Regions from separate parts of the Homo sapiens genome. Here region 1 is linked to region 2. A link is a contact called in ENCODE Hi-C or POLR2A ChIA-PET data. All regions are on one chromosome and are shown on one strand. The core of a region is the stretch at or near the end of the contact, and the rest is flanking DNA. Distances in the headings are between cores, read along the strand shown.

Region 1 (6,600 bases), core at 2,402-4,901, 91 kb after region 2:
CCCAGGGATTTTGTTTGTTTGTTTTGAGATGGAGCCTGGCTCAGTCGCCCAGGCTGGAGAGCAGCGGCGCAATCTCGGCTCACTGCAACCTCCACCTCCCAGGTTCAAGGGATTCTCCTGCCTCAGCCTCCCAAGTAGCTGGGATTACAGGCACCTGCCACCACACACGGCTAATTTTCGTATTTTTAGTGGAGACAGGGTTTCAGGATGTTGGCCAGCCTGGTCTCAAACTCCTGACCTCAGGTGATCCACCCACCTCAGCCTCCCAAAATGCTAGGATTACAGCCGTGAGACATAACGCCAGTCCAAGCCCAGGGTTTACACCCAGCTCTGCCATTAATGATGGGGGTAATTTTGTCAAATCCTCTAAGCCTCAATTTCCACGTCTGTTAAATGAAGATAATAGGATCCACCTTGGAGGATAACTGCAAAATTGAAATGAGATGATTAACACATTGGGCCTGGCCCACTAGAATGTTCCATAAATGTTGGCCCTCTGTGTTCTCCCTTCCCCTTAAAGCAAAGCCTTGGTAAATAAATGTCCACACGGACACATATATAATTATGATTAAATGTTTATACACTAAAAAAGTTGGCTTCACCATTTTCTAAATTTTCTCCTCTGCATACAAAATTATAATCTTAAACTGTTTCTCAAAATATCTAACGAGAACCTTATTTTAAAAATCAAAACAAATGAGGAAGTAGGGAATAGTTCATTTTTAGCCTTATGAATATAATTGAGGGTTTCATTTCTACACCCAAATACCTACTGGTTTCTGCAACAAAGGAAAGCAGTCATGACTTTTTTTTTTTTTTTTTTTTTTTGTAGAGATGAGGTCCACTGTGTTGCCCAGGCTAGTCTCCAACTCCTGGACTAAAGCAATCCTCCCGCCTTGGCCCCTTGGGATTACAGGCACAAGCACTTCACCTGGCCAGACCTATGTTTTATGATTTAGATGTTACTGAAAAGTCAGTGACTTAGAGAAAGACACAAAGGCATGCTTATCACATCTGCCACGAAGCTAAGAAGAACGGTTAATACAGATATAACAGAAGCAAGAATCAAAAACGTGGTCAGGCTAGGCGCGGTGGCTCACGCCTGTAATCCCAGCACTTTGGGAGGCCAAGGTGGGCAGATCACTTGAGGTCAGGCGTTCCGGACTAGTCTGGCCAACATGGTGAAACTCTGTCTCTACTAAAAACACAAAAATTAGCCGGGCATGGTGGTGGGCACCTGTAATCCCAGCTACTTGGGAGGCTGAGGCAGGAGAATCACTTGATCCAGGGAGGGGAAGATTGCAGTGAACAGCGATTGCGCCACTGCACTCCAGCCTGGGCGACAAAGCGAGACTCCAACTCAAAAAACAAACAAACAAACAATAAAAACATGTGGTCAAACTTGAAACTAGTGGATGCCATTCATTGCATTTGTTTCAAAGTCCTATGGTTACGGCTGCTGTGGTATGGCTGCTTGTTTTCGGCAGAACACATACCCACAGGTTAGAGAGACAGCTTTGTCAGGAAATGGCGGAGGGGCGGGGGATGGGGGGTGGAGAAGACCAAGTGTAACTGACCACCTTGTCAGAAGCAGCCAGCAGTTTGATGCGGCTTCTGAAAATGACAGTGCTAGTGTTAAAGCTGAAGTTCCAGTGGTTTCAGCACTGGTCCTCCAATATCTAAGATCAGTAAATAACGGCCCATGGGCCAAATGCAGCCCATAGCCTGTTTTTGTACGCCTCTCCAACTACAAATGGGTTTTGCATTTTTAAATGGTTGGAAAAGAAAAAGCAAAAGGCACATAATATTTCGTGGCATGTGAAAATTTTATGAAATTCAAATTTCAGTGTCCACAAATAAAATGTTACTGGAACACAGCCACGCCTATTCATTTACATGTTGCCCTATGCCTGCTTTCATGTTACGAGGTCAGAGTTGAGTAGTTGCAACAGAGACCTTACGGCTTGCAAGTCTAAAATATTGCTATCTGGCGGTTTGCAGAAAAAGTTAGTTGACCTCTGCTGTAACGCATTGCGTTCAATATTTTCTAAAGGGCAATAAGAAAGAGGAACCACAGGAATGGTGAGGGAGACAAAAGCATTTCATAAATTCAATCTGAAGGAATTGAGAGTAGCAAGCCAGTGGAAGAGAAGATCAAAGGAGAACAATCTAGATTTCTTTTCTTTTCTTTTTTTTTTTTCTTTGAGGTAGAGTCTCACTCTGTCTTCTAGGCTTGAGTGCAGTGGCGCAATCCCGGCTAACTGCAACCTCCGCCTCCTGGGTTCAAACAATTCTCTGCCTCAGCCTCCTGAGTATCTGGGATTACAGGCGCCCACCACCAGGCCCGGCTAATTTTTGTATTTTTAGTGGAGATGGGGTTTCACCATCTTGGCCAGGCTGGTCTTGAACTCCTGACCTCATGATCCACCTGCCTCGGCCTCCCAAAATGCTGGGATTACAGGCATGAGCCACCGCACCCAGCCAACATTATAGATTTCTTTAAATGTTTAAAGAGTCAGCATGTGGAAAGGGCTTGTGTTTGTCACTATAGTGGTAGAAACGATCCTGAAAGCTCTAAGGAGTCAGATACCAACTAAACATGAGAAAGCATCTTCCAACAAATCAAAGTGGAAAATCATAGAGGTTGTATTACCAAAAAGAGCCCACACCCAAGCGATGGCTGGTATTAAGCCCAAAGGCAAGATGATTGCCATCCAAGATTATCATAGAAAGGACTCTTAAGTGGGTAGGAAGTTTAACTGGTTTAATACTCAGGTTCTTTCCGTGATTTTATCTCAAAAGAAAGAAAACTGGCCAGGCGCGGTGGCTCACGCCTGTAATCCCAGCATTTTGGGAGACCAGGGCGGGCGGATCACTTGAGGTCAGGAGTTTGAGACCAGCCTGGCCAATATGGTGAAACCCCGTCTCTACTAAAAATACAAAAATTAGCTGGGTGTGGTGGTGCATGCTTGTAATCCCAGCTACTCGGGAGGCTGAGGCAGGAGAATTGCCTGAACCCGGGAGGTGGAGGTTGCAGTGATGCAGTGAGCCGAGTTGGCACCACCGCACCCCAGCCTGGGTGACATGACAGAGTGAGACACCATCTCCAAAAAAAAACAGAAAGAAAGAAAACAATCATAATTGGCAGGTGAAAGCGTAACGAACAATTTCTGCTACCACATTCACGAAGGATTAGACCCTACAGGGAAATCTACTTTTATTATATATTTATATATGTATTTTATTATATATAGTTATATGTAATAAATATATATCGATTAAAATGGGCATGTTAAAAAGAGGCCTTTCATTTAAATAGAGTACATCAGCTATAAGAAGAATCACATTAGGAAAAGAAGGGTTATTTTTAGAAAGAGGGCTCTGGTTACAAAAAATAAGGAAAGGACATCCACTGCTAAATAAAATGAGCTGAAATCTTTCCTTGTGTTACTACAGGAAATCAGCACGGCACTACTTGAAAGAGGAAAAAAGTCTATATATAAAACGGAAAGGGGGAGGAATGCGTTTTAAAAAAATGCTAAACTATAAACTACAGTTAAGGGCACAGTCATGTGACTTATTTGCACCAGACTTCTTCGCAAAATAGTTTTGCAAATGACTTCCCAAAGCACAGCCACCTGTTAGGCTGTTATTTTGGCCTATTTCCAATGGCAATCTTGTCACCCGAGCAAGAGACACACCACCATAGCAACATAAACATCAGGGTGCTGGAATGAAATTTAAAGTAGCAATTTATAGCCCCTGCAGGGCTGGAAATAAACTAATCCTTAAGCCTTTATGACTATGACACAACATTCCCACTGGGCAAAGTTAGATCCCACGGACATCTCAGGATTTCCCATAGGCCATTTGGAAAGCAGAGACTCCAAAATACCTATGGCACTAGAGGGTCCCCCTAAAATAAAGGCATTTTAAAGTGTGAAACAGTACCTAGCCCATCATGATCACCAGGTGTTTTCACACTCCCCACAAATGGACAATGACCATGACCCCTTGTATTTGCAGAGTAGGCTCCGTATTGCATGAGATCAGCCCCTAATACAGGCCAAAAGAGGGCATTTGACAGTTGAGAAAATTGACAGGTGAGGCCCAGGAAAATGAGTCTTTCTCAATCAAATCATTGATATCACACAGCAAGGACTGACTAGGTCTTCCGTGTCCACACTCTTCCACAGTATTGCACCAACCCCAACTCCGGGCAACTTACAGGTACTTTGGCTCAGGGAGATAAAATGCAAAGGTGTTTCATCAAATGAAAAGGTAGAGTAAAATGAAAGAAAAATCAAGTTTGAAAGTGACTATGCCTGTTTTCAGGGGTAAGTTTTTGCACTGTTGGAATTTGCCATTTGATATTGGAATACATTCTTAAATAAATGTGGTTATGTTATACATCATTTTAATGCACATTCTTTCACTTTTTTTGCTAATGACTTATTACTTGCTGTTTATTTTATTTTAGACTATGGAAATGATGTTAGACAAAAAGCAAATTCAAGCGATTTTCTTATTCGAGTTCAAAATGTGTGGTAAAGCAGCGGAGACAACTCTCAACATCAACAACGCATTTGCCCCCAGGAATGGCTAAAGAATGCACAGTGCAGTAGTGGTTCAAGAAGTTTTTCAAAGGAGACGAGAGCCTTGAAGATGAAGCTAGTGCCCAGCCATTGAAAGTTGACAACGACCAACTGAGAACAACCATCAAAGTTTACCCTCTGACAGGCACAGTGGCTCACGCCTGTAATCCCAGCACTTTGGGAGGCCGAGGTGAGCAGATCACAAGGTCAGGAGTTCGAGACCAGCCTGGCTAACACAGTGAAACCCCGTCTCTACTAAAAATACAAAAATTAGCCGGGCGTGGTGGCATGTGCCTGTAATCCCAGCTACTCGGGAGGCTGAGGCAGGAGAATCGCTTGAACCCAGGAGGCGGAAGTTGCAGTGAGCCGAGATCGCACCACTGCACTCCAGCCTGGGAAACAGAGCGCGACTGCGTCTCAAAAAAAAAAAAAAAAAAAAAAAAGCTGATCCTCTTACAACTACACGAGAAGTTGCCGAAGAACTCTGCGTCAACCACTCTATGGTTACTCGGCCTTTGAAGCAAATTGGAAAGGTGAGAAAGCTTCATAAGTGCATGCCTCATGAGCTGAGCGAAAATCAAAAACATTGTCGTTTTGAAGTGTTGTCTTCCCTTACTCTATGCCACAACAATGAACCATTTCTCGATCGGATTGTGACGTGCAATGAAAAATAGATTTTATACGACAACTGGTGATGATCAGCTCAGTGGTTGGATTGAGAAGAAAATCCAAAGCACTTCCCAAAAGCCAAACTTGCACCAAAAAAAGATCCCGGTCACTGGTGGTCGCTGCTGCTGGTCTGATCCATTACGGCTTTCTGAATCCTGGGGAAACCATTACAGCTGAGAAGTATGCTCAGCAAATCGATGAGATGCACCAAAAACTGCAACTCCTGCAGCCGGCACTGGTCAACAGGAAGGGCCCAATTCTTCTCCACAACACCCAACTGCACGTCGCACAACCAATGCCTAGAAAGTTGAACCAATTGGGCTACAGAGTTTTGCCTCCTCCGCCATATTCACCTGACCTCTTGCCAACCGATTACCACTTCTTCAAGCATCTCGACAACTTTTTATACAGAAAAACGCTTCCACAACCAGCAGGATGAAGAAAAAAATGCTTTCCAAGAGTTCGCTGAATCCCGAAGCACAGATTTTTACATTAAAGGAAAAAACAAACTTATTTCTCATTGGCAAAAATGTGTTGATTATTTTGATTAATAAAGATGTATTTGGGCCTAGTTACAATGATTTAAAATTCATGGTCTGAAACCACAATTACTTTTGCGCCAATACTTGCTATGGGAGGGGATAAATTACCAGGACTTAAAATTTGAACACTTTTTTTTTTTTTTTTTTGGAGACGGAGTCTCGCTCTGTCGCCCAGGCTGGAGTGCAGTGGCGCGATCTCGGCTCACTGCAAGCTCCGCCTCCCGGGTTCACACCATTCTCCTGCCCCAGCCTCTCGAGTAGTTGGGACTACAGGTGCCCGCCACCACGCCCGGCTAATTGTTTGTATTTTTAGTCGAGACAGGGTTTCACCATGTGAGCCAGGATAGTCTCGATTTCCTGACCTCGTGATCGGCCCGCCTCGGCCTCCCAAAGTGCTGGGATTACAGGCGTGAGCCACCGCACCTGGCCTTGAACCCTTTGAAGTATTGATGCAAAAACAAGTGGTCAGCTATGGCCAAATTCGCAATTCAAAAAGATCCAAGAAAGCAAGTTGAACATCCTGATTGGAGATGGGACACACCCAAACGTGTGTCTTGAGGTGGCTGCAAAGTCCTCCGGTCTGAGCCAGTGTAAGCAGGTTTTACCCCAGCCCATGATTTAGAGAGATGTTCAGTGCAGATCCTGAGCTCAGCAGAGAGCAACATAAGCCTGGACTCCAGCCCTAAAATCCCAATCCATTAACCCCCGACGTCATTTCTCCACTGCATCTTTTTACTTTGTTCTTAACTTTTCTCAAAAAGAGAGGTGTGGAAGACCCTCAGGGCAGTTCCTTC
Region 2 (6,417 bases), core at 2,271-4,770:
TACAGGCGTGAGCCACTGCACCCAGCCTACTTCTTGCTTCTGCAAGTCAATGGCAGCACCCTGGTCCTTTTGGCACTCTGGGACCTGTACTATCAGAGCAGTCACCATCTCCGAATGTGCTGGCCACCACCAGCAAGCAAAACCACTGGGGATTTAGTTCATTGATAAATCTATAAAAGTTATATCTGAATATCTGTTGCCATTGAAAGAGGTTACAGGGCTGGGCACGGTGGCTCATGCCTGTAATCCCAGCACTTTGGGAGGCCGAGGCGGGTGGATCACGAGGACAGGAGTTCAAGACCAGCCTGGCCAAGATGGTGAAACCCTGTCTCTATTAAAAAAACAAAAATTAGCCAGACGTGGTAGCAGGTGCCTGGAATCACAGGTACTCGGGAGGCTGAGGCAGAGAATTGCTTGAACCCAGGAGGTAGAGGTTGCAGTGAGTCAAGATTGCGCCACTGCACTCCAGTCTGAGTAACAGAGCAAGACTACGTCTCAAAAAGAAAGAAAGAAAGAAAGAAAGAAAGAAAAAGAAAGAAAGAAAGAAAGAAAGAGGTTACACATATTGTTAGTGGAAAAAAGCAACCGATAAGAAACATGTACCATAAGATCTCATTTTAGTACCATATGTATCGTATAATAAGCTCCCACTGGAAGGTCAGCTCCGCAAGGACAGGGGATGGTTTGTCTGTTTTATTCATGCTCTATCCCTGGGGACTGGCACATGGCAGGCATTCAATACATACTCGTTGACTGCAGAAATAAAATGTTTGTATGGGAAGAAAGGTTTGTATATGAAATGTATATATGCAAATATATTCAACAGTGGTTAACTGTGGGTGTCAGGTTTGTGGTTATTTTCTGGTGGACCTGAATTTTTCTCATTCTGCAAGGAAGACAAATTGCTTTTGTATTGGGAAAAAGAAGGCTTATCAGTCATAATGATAGCTAGGTTGCTACCATCCCACCCATCTCACGTCTGGAGGGAAAACAGTCCTCTGAGGTACCATCACCACACTTTCCTCCCCTTTCCAGTATTTCCAAGGTCAAAGCCACCCTCCCCCATTTCCAGAAAGATCTTGGGGCATCAGGCAAATCCAAAGCAGCACATCTTCTTTAGACAGCTGGGGACCCTGGGTTTTAATCTAGTCTTATCCGCTGTACCAGCACTATTTCCACTCACTTATCAAAGCAGAATATTTAGAAATGCTGCATATCATTTGGTTGCATCCTAAGTTATGGAGCATAGAGCTTAAAAGCTGGAAAGGAGAATTAAAACTGGAGCTCCTAAAAGACTGCAAATTTATTTCTGAGTCTCGAGATGGAGGATACGACAGCTGTGCTATTCATCACTCCAGCGATGGGTTAAGAATATTTAAAATTCACAGTCAGTAGCCCAGCCTCTCCGATTCCCAGAAACTGGTGTGCTTTCACGCCTGCCCAGCCCTGTAATGGGCTCTTCTGAGACATGGAATATTCCTGATTGTGATCTAAGGAAGGAACTTGCTCCAAGAAAACCCTGCGTTCAACATTTGGACCTTATAAAATAGCCACATTAAAGAGTGGTTACTGAATCTACCATTGGATTCTCCATTTCACACAGAGATTCCAAATCGGATGGGGTGTTTAAAAAATTAATAGGAAAACTGGCAATAGCTACTGAAGCTGAACACACAGATAGCCTATGACCCAACAATTCAGCTCCTGAGAATGTAACTCACAAAAGCGCCCACGTATATTCATCAGAAAGGAACGAAACAGAATTTGTAACAGCACTCTTTGTCGTAGCCCCAAACTCAAATGCCCCCAACAGGAGAAGAGTAAATAAATCGTGGTATATTCACACCGTGGAACACTACAACTAAGCAGCAGTGAGAATCATCAAACACACAACAGGATAAACACATCTCACAAAGCGTGGAGGGGAAGAAATCTGACACAGAAGACGATGCACCGTAAGATTCCATTTATTATGTTCAAATGGCATAAAACCTATCCCCGGCGTTAGAAATCAGGACAGTAGCTGTCCTGGGGCGGTGTGAAAACAGAAACTAGGCTTGAGGGGGAGTTTCCAGGGTTTTGGAAACATTCTGCTTCTTCATCTAGGTGTGATGATTTTATTAGTTTCCTTATCAAATCACCACAAACTTGGTGGCTTCACACAACAGAGTTTACTGGCTCACAGTTCTGGATGCCAGAAAAAAGAAATCAAGGTGTCAGCAGGGCCAGGCTCCCTCCAAAGGCACGAGGGGACCACCCGTTTGTTGCCTCTTTTGGTTTCTGGTGGCTCAGCTGTTCCTTGCAGCTCCAGTGCTCTAATCCCTGCCTCCTGCTTCATATGTTTCCTTCCTGTGTGTCTGTGTCTTCTCCTCTTCTGTCTCTTGTAAGGACACTTGTCATTGGATTTAGGGTCCACTTAGGTAATCCAGAATGATCTCATCTCAAGATCCTTGATTGAATTATGTCTGCAAAGGTCTCCTTCCAAATAAGATCATATTCACAGGCTCTGGGGGATATTTAAGGGGCCACCCTTCAACTTGCTACAGTTACTTGGGTGTCAGATTTTACCCAGGGATGCATGCATGAACTTTTCTGACTGTATGTCTTATATCCATAAGGATTTTTTTTAAGGAGTTAGTTTACAACTTCTCAGAAATATACTTGTTATTCACCATAAGGCATCTTGCACATCTTTTTTTTTTTAAAAAAAAAAGAAAAAAAAAGGAAGACCGCTCGTGATTGCTGGCATTTCACTGGCACAATGCCAGCACAGTTTTTGGCTTCTCCCAACACCCCACCTCATTTCTGATCTTACTAAAATGTGCAGAAACCTCACAGCAACTTACACTTTTGGGGTTTTTGGTTTTTGGTTTTGTCGTTGTTTTGAGGCAGGGTCTCACTCTGTCACCCAGGCTGGAGGCAGTAGTGTGATCACAGCTCACCGCAGCCTTGAATTCCTGGGCTCAGGCCATCTTCCCACCTCAACCTCCCAAGTAGCTAGGACTACAGGCATGCCATGCCCAGGTAATTTTATCTTTTTGCAGAAACGGAGTCTTACTATGTTGCTGGAGCTGGTCTTAGACTCCTGGCCTCAAGTGACCCTCCCACCTGGGCGTATGTTTTTATTATCTGATTTCCCACCACTAACCAAAGTGGTGAGATCCTTTAACAAATTACAAGCCAGAGACCATCAGCGTGCGTGTGCTCTGTGCCACATCAGCTCAGAAAACCAGGCTATAATTTTAGACAGATGTTCATGAACTTGGGGATTCCTGGTGGGCAGACTTGATGCCTCCAACCCTGGACAGCAGGGAAGCAGCAGTGCCCTGCACCCAGATGACCCAGAAAGCATTTCTTAATGAACGGCCCGGCATTGTGACTCATGCTGGCTCCCACATCTGGCAGATCTGGGTTACATCACGCACGGTCCTCAGTGTCCTGCGGGTTCCTGGGAACGCGCTGCCCAGAGTCAAGTGCACCAGCTGCAGTGGCCGGCTGCGTTCACACGCCTCTCTGCGTCATCCTGATGGCCACACACTATGGGGCTGGCTCCGGCTCCGGGCTCCAGAGGCTGAGCCGACTGTGAGGAGGTCACCTCCCTCTCACTTTCCCATGGGCTTAAGAAGAAGTCACCATGGAAGTAAACCCTGGTGCCCAGGGCAGGACTGCATTCTTTGTTTCTCTACACTAATAGACCCTGGCATCACAATTCCACTGTATTAGCTGTGCTAATCTAGAGAGGAAAACAAAACAAAACAAAACCTCAGCCATTCACATTCCTTGAATAGAATCAGAGGAGGAGAGAAGTAAGTATAAAGTTTGAAAGAATCCCGAGAAGAAATGTTGATATAAACAGCTCTTGGCATCAGGTGGATGGTGTCAGGGAAGTTACTATTTTCGTGGGGACAGAGGCGCTGACGTTCAGCTCCATTGGACCCAGAGTCCTGTGCTATGTTCTCTCGTGACTGACAAAGCCCCCAACTCATTTCTCCCTGGGGACGACATTCCTGCTTTCTTATTCATTACGGATCCTTTGAGATTTTTATTTCGTATCCTTTTATTTACTGATCAGAGCTGCCCTGAAGGCTTCTTCTGGGACACCAGAAACTCCCAGCAGTCCCCTGCCTGCGGGGAGGCTCTTCATCCCAAAGCTCATTATTGTTAGAACAGGATGGGTTCACACCCGGGGGCTCTCTCTCCAAGCCTCCTCACTCCCCATCAATTCCACCTGTTCATTCAGAGTCGTGGTATGTCAGAGCTAGAGGGGACATTTTTAAAAAAATCATTAATTTCATTCTTTTATCTGGTTTGCCAATCTATGCCCTAATTTTAAAGCCAAGATTTAAAAAAAAACAAAACAAAAAACAAAAAACCAACAACAACAAACTGAGATCCTGCCAAGTTAAATAATTCATTATCCCTGGTTAGATAATAACACACACACACACACAAGTATGACCCAGGTCTCCTCATTCTTAGCTCCAAAGTTACATAATGCATCCTCATTCCTCATTCTTAGCTCCAAAGTTACATAATGCATCCTCGTTAATTAAAACACACACACACACACACACACACACACACACACACACACACACACACAGAAAAGCCTGTTTCCAAATCTTTAAACCTTGGGCTGAGATGTACAAATCTGAAGATATGCTCCAAAGAAATAACCTGGCTGGGTGTGGTGGCTCACGCCTGCAATCCCAGCATTTTGGGAGACCGAGGGGGATGGATCACTTGAGGTTCGAGACCAGCCTGGCCAACATGGTGAAACCCCGTCTCTACTAAAAATACAAAAATTAGCCGGGCGTGGTGGTGCACACCTGTAATACCAGCTACTCGGGAGGCTAAGGTGGGAGGATTGCTAGAACCTGGCAGGAAGAGGTTTCAGTGAGCCAAGATCCTATCACTGCACTCTAGCCTGGGACAGAGCGAGACTCCATCTCAAATTAAAAAAGAAAAAGAAAAAAGAAATAACCAAAAAGACAACAGACAGCATGAAAGGGATTGAGAAAAGGTTCGGGTTCAGTAATTCACTTGGGTGCTACAGAACCCTGGCTGCATATTAGACTCGCCTGGAAGCTTTCAAAAGTCCCCATGCTGAGGCCAGGACTCAAACCAATGAAATCAGAATCTCTAGAGGCGGGATCAGAGGCGGGGTCTGGACATCAATAAGCCACAAGGTGAATCCCGTGAGCAGCTAACATGAAACATCATTGATTTACCAGACTTGAGGCCACCATAACTGTATAGTGACCACAATCTTTGTCATCCAAGGAAGAAAAGGAGAAGGAAGGAGTCATTTATAGCCCATGATCTTTAGTTCATTCTGAGATCCTCTCTGTGCTTTTGGGGGTTCATCAGATGTAGGGTCAAACTGAGAAGGTCTACACTGGTGATCTCACCCTGGAACAGGGCCACTCTTCCATACCACATCTGTGAGGACAGAGGCCTATGGGCTGTACCTGGAGGCAAAAGGAGACGGAGCAAACAATCCAGCCCAGTAAGTACTCCTAGGGTGGCTCTCCCAAGTTCTCAAGATACTTTTCTTTTTTAAAAAAGGAGTCTGTTACCGTATGACCCATCAATTCCAATTCTGGGAAAGTACCCCAAAGAACAGAAAGCAGAGGCTCAAACAGGTATTTGTATAACTGTGTTCATGGCAGTACTATTCACAATAGTCAAAAGGTGGAAACAACCCATGTCCATCCACGGAGGGATGGATGGATGAACAAAACATGGTATATCCGTACAATGGAATATTATTCACTCCTGAAAAGGAAGGAAATTCTGATACACACTACCACACAGATGCACCTTGAGGATATTACGCTAAGAGAAATAAGCCAGATAGATACACAAGGACAAATACAGTGTGATTCTACTTATGTGAGTACCTAGAGTAGTCAAACTCAGGGACAGAAAGTGGCTCTGAAATTCAGAGACGGGCGGCTGCCAGGGGCTGCCAGGAGGGGAACAGGCAGTTACCACTGAACAGGCACAGAGTTTCAAGATGCAGAGTTCTGCAGATGGATAGTGGTGATACTGGTACAACGATAGGAATGCACTTAATAACACAGAACTGTACATTTAAAAATGGTTAAGATGGTAAATTTTGTTACATGTCTTATCTCCATTTGGAAAAGTGAACAAAAAAAGAGCCCACATGTGGCCCTTCCTTCGTTCGCTCAGGCATTGATGAAGGTGACTGAGGACAGAATTTCAAAGGTTAATGTGTCATCTGTAAAACACAGCACACACCAGGCCCCTGGACTCTGTTCTGCAGGATTGACTGACTCCAAGAGTTACAGAGCCTTGTAACTCCCCCGGGGCACAGGGAGGGCCGTCTGGCAGGCCTCTGGGTTCACATTATATAACAACCGGGCTGCCAGCTTCCAAGCAACACGAGGT

The links. Hi-C counts contacts between places; a loop is a spot of excess contacts on that map. ChIA-PET counts read pairs that join two places held with the same protein, here RNA polymerase II (POLR2A). Pooled maps may share reads with other maps.
Region 1: a map of endothelial cell of hepatic sinusoid shows a loop between it and region 2 (5-fold over the local background). The contact joins two enhancer-like sites. A Hi-C loop is called at or near these places in 5 of 168 maps with a recorded cell type or tissue (astrocyte of the cerebellum, endothelial cell of hepatic sinusoid, gastrocnemius medialis and 2 more) and 5 of 50 pooled maps. POLR2A ChIA-PET finds 5 or more read pairs at or near these places in 11 of 52 experiments (CD8-positive, alpha-beta T cell, H1, MCF 10A and 8 more).

The regions. Positions count from the first base shown.
Region 1 is chr17:67,397,447-67,404,046 of GRCh38, reverse strand. The region is part of intron 1 of PITPNC1 (phosphatidylinositol transfer protein cytoplasmic 1); the gene reads right to left. Among named protein-coding and RNA genes, the nearest start is that of PITPNC1, 23 kb to the right of the region's middle. RefSeq lists a silencer at 1,600-1,894. Within about 2 kb of position 3,651, at least 5 of the 41 ENCODE cell types and tissues checked have a DNase peak (open chromatin) inside an H3K27ac peak, as active enhancers do; they include CD8-positive, alpha-beta T cell, where a contact is called at or near this core.
Region 2 is chr17:67,488,299-67,494,715 of GRCh38, reverse strand. The region is part of intron 1 of PITPNC1 (phosphatidylinositol transfer protein cytoplasmic 1); the gene reads right to left. Among named protein-coding and RNA genes, the nearest start is that of MIR548D2, 20 kb to the right of the region's middle. RefSeq lists an enhancer at 5,204-5,443. Within about 2 kb of position 3,520, at least 15 of the 41 ENCODE cell types and tissues checked have a DNase peak (open chromatin) inside an H3K27ac peak, as active enhancers do; they include CD8-positive, alpha-beta T cell, where a contact is called at or near this core.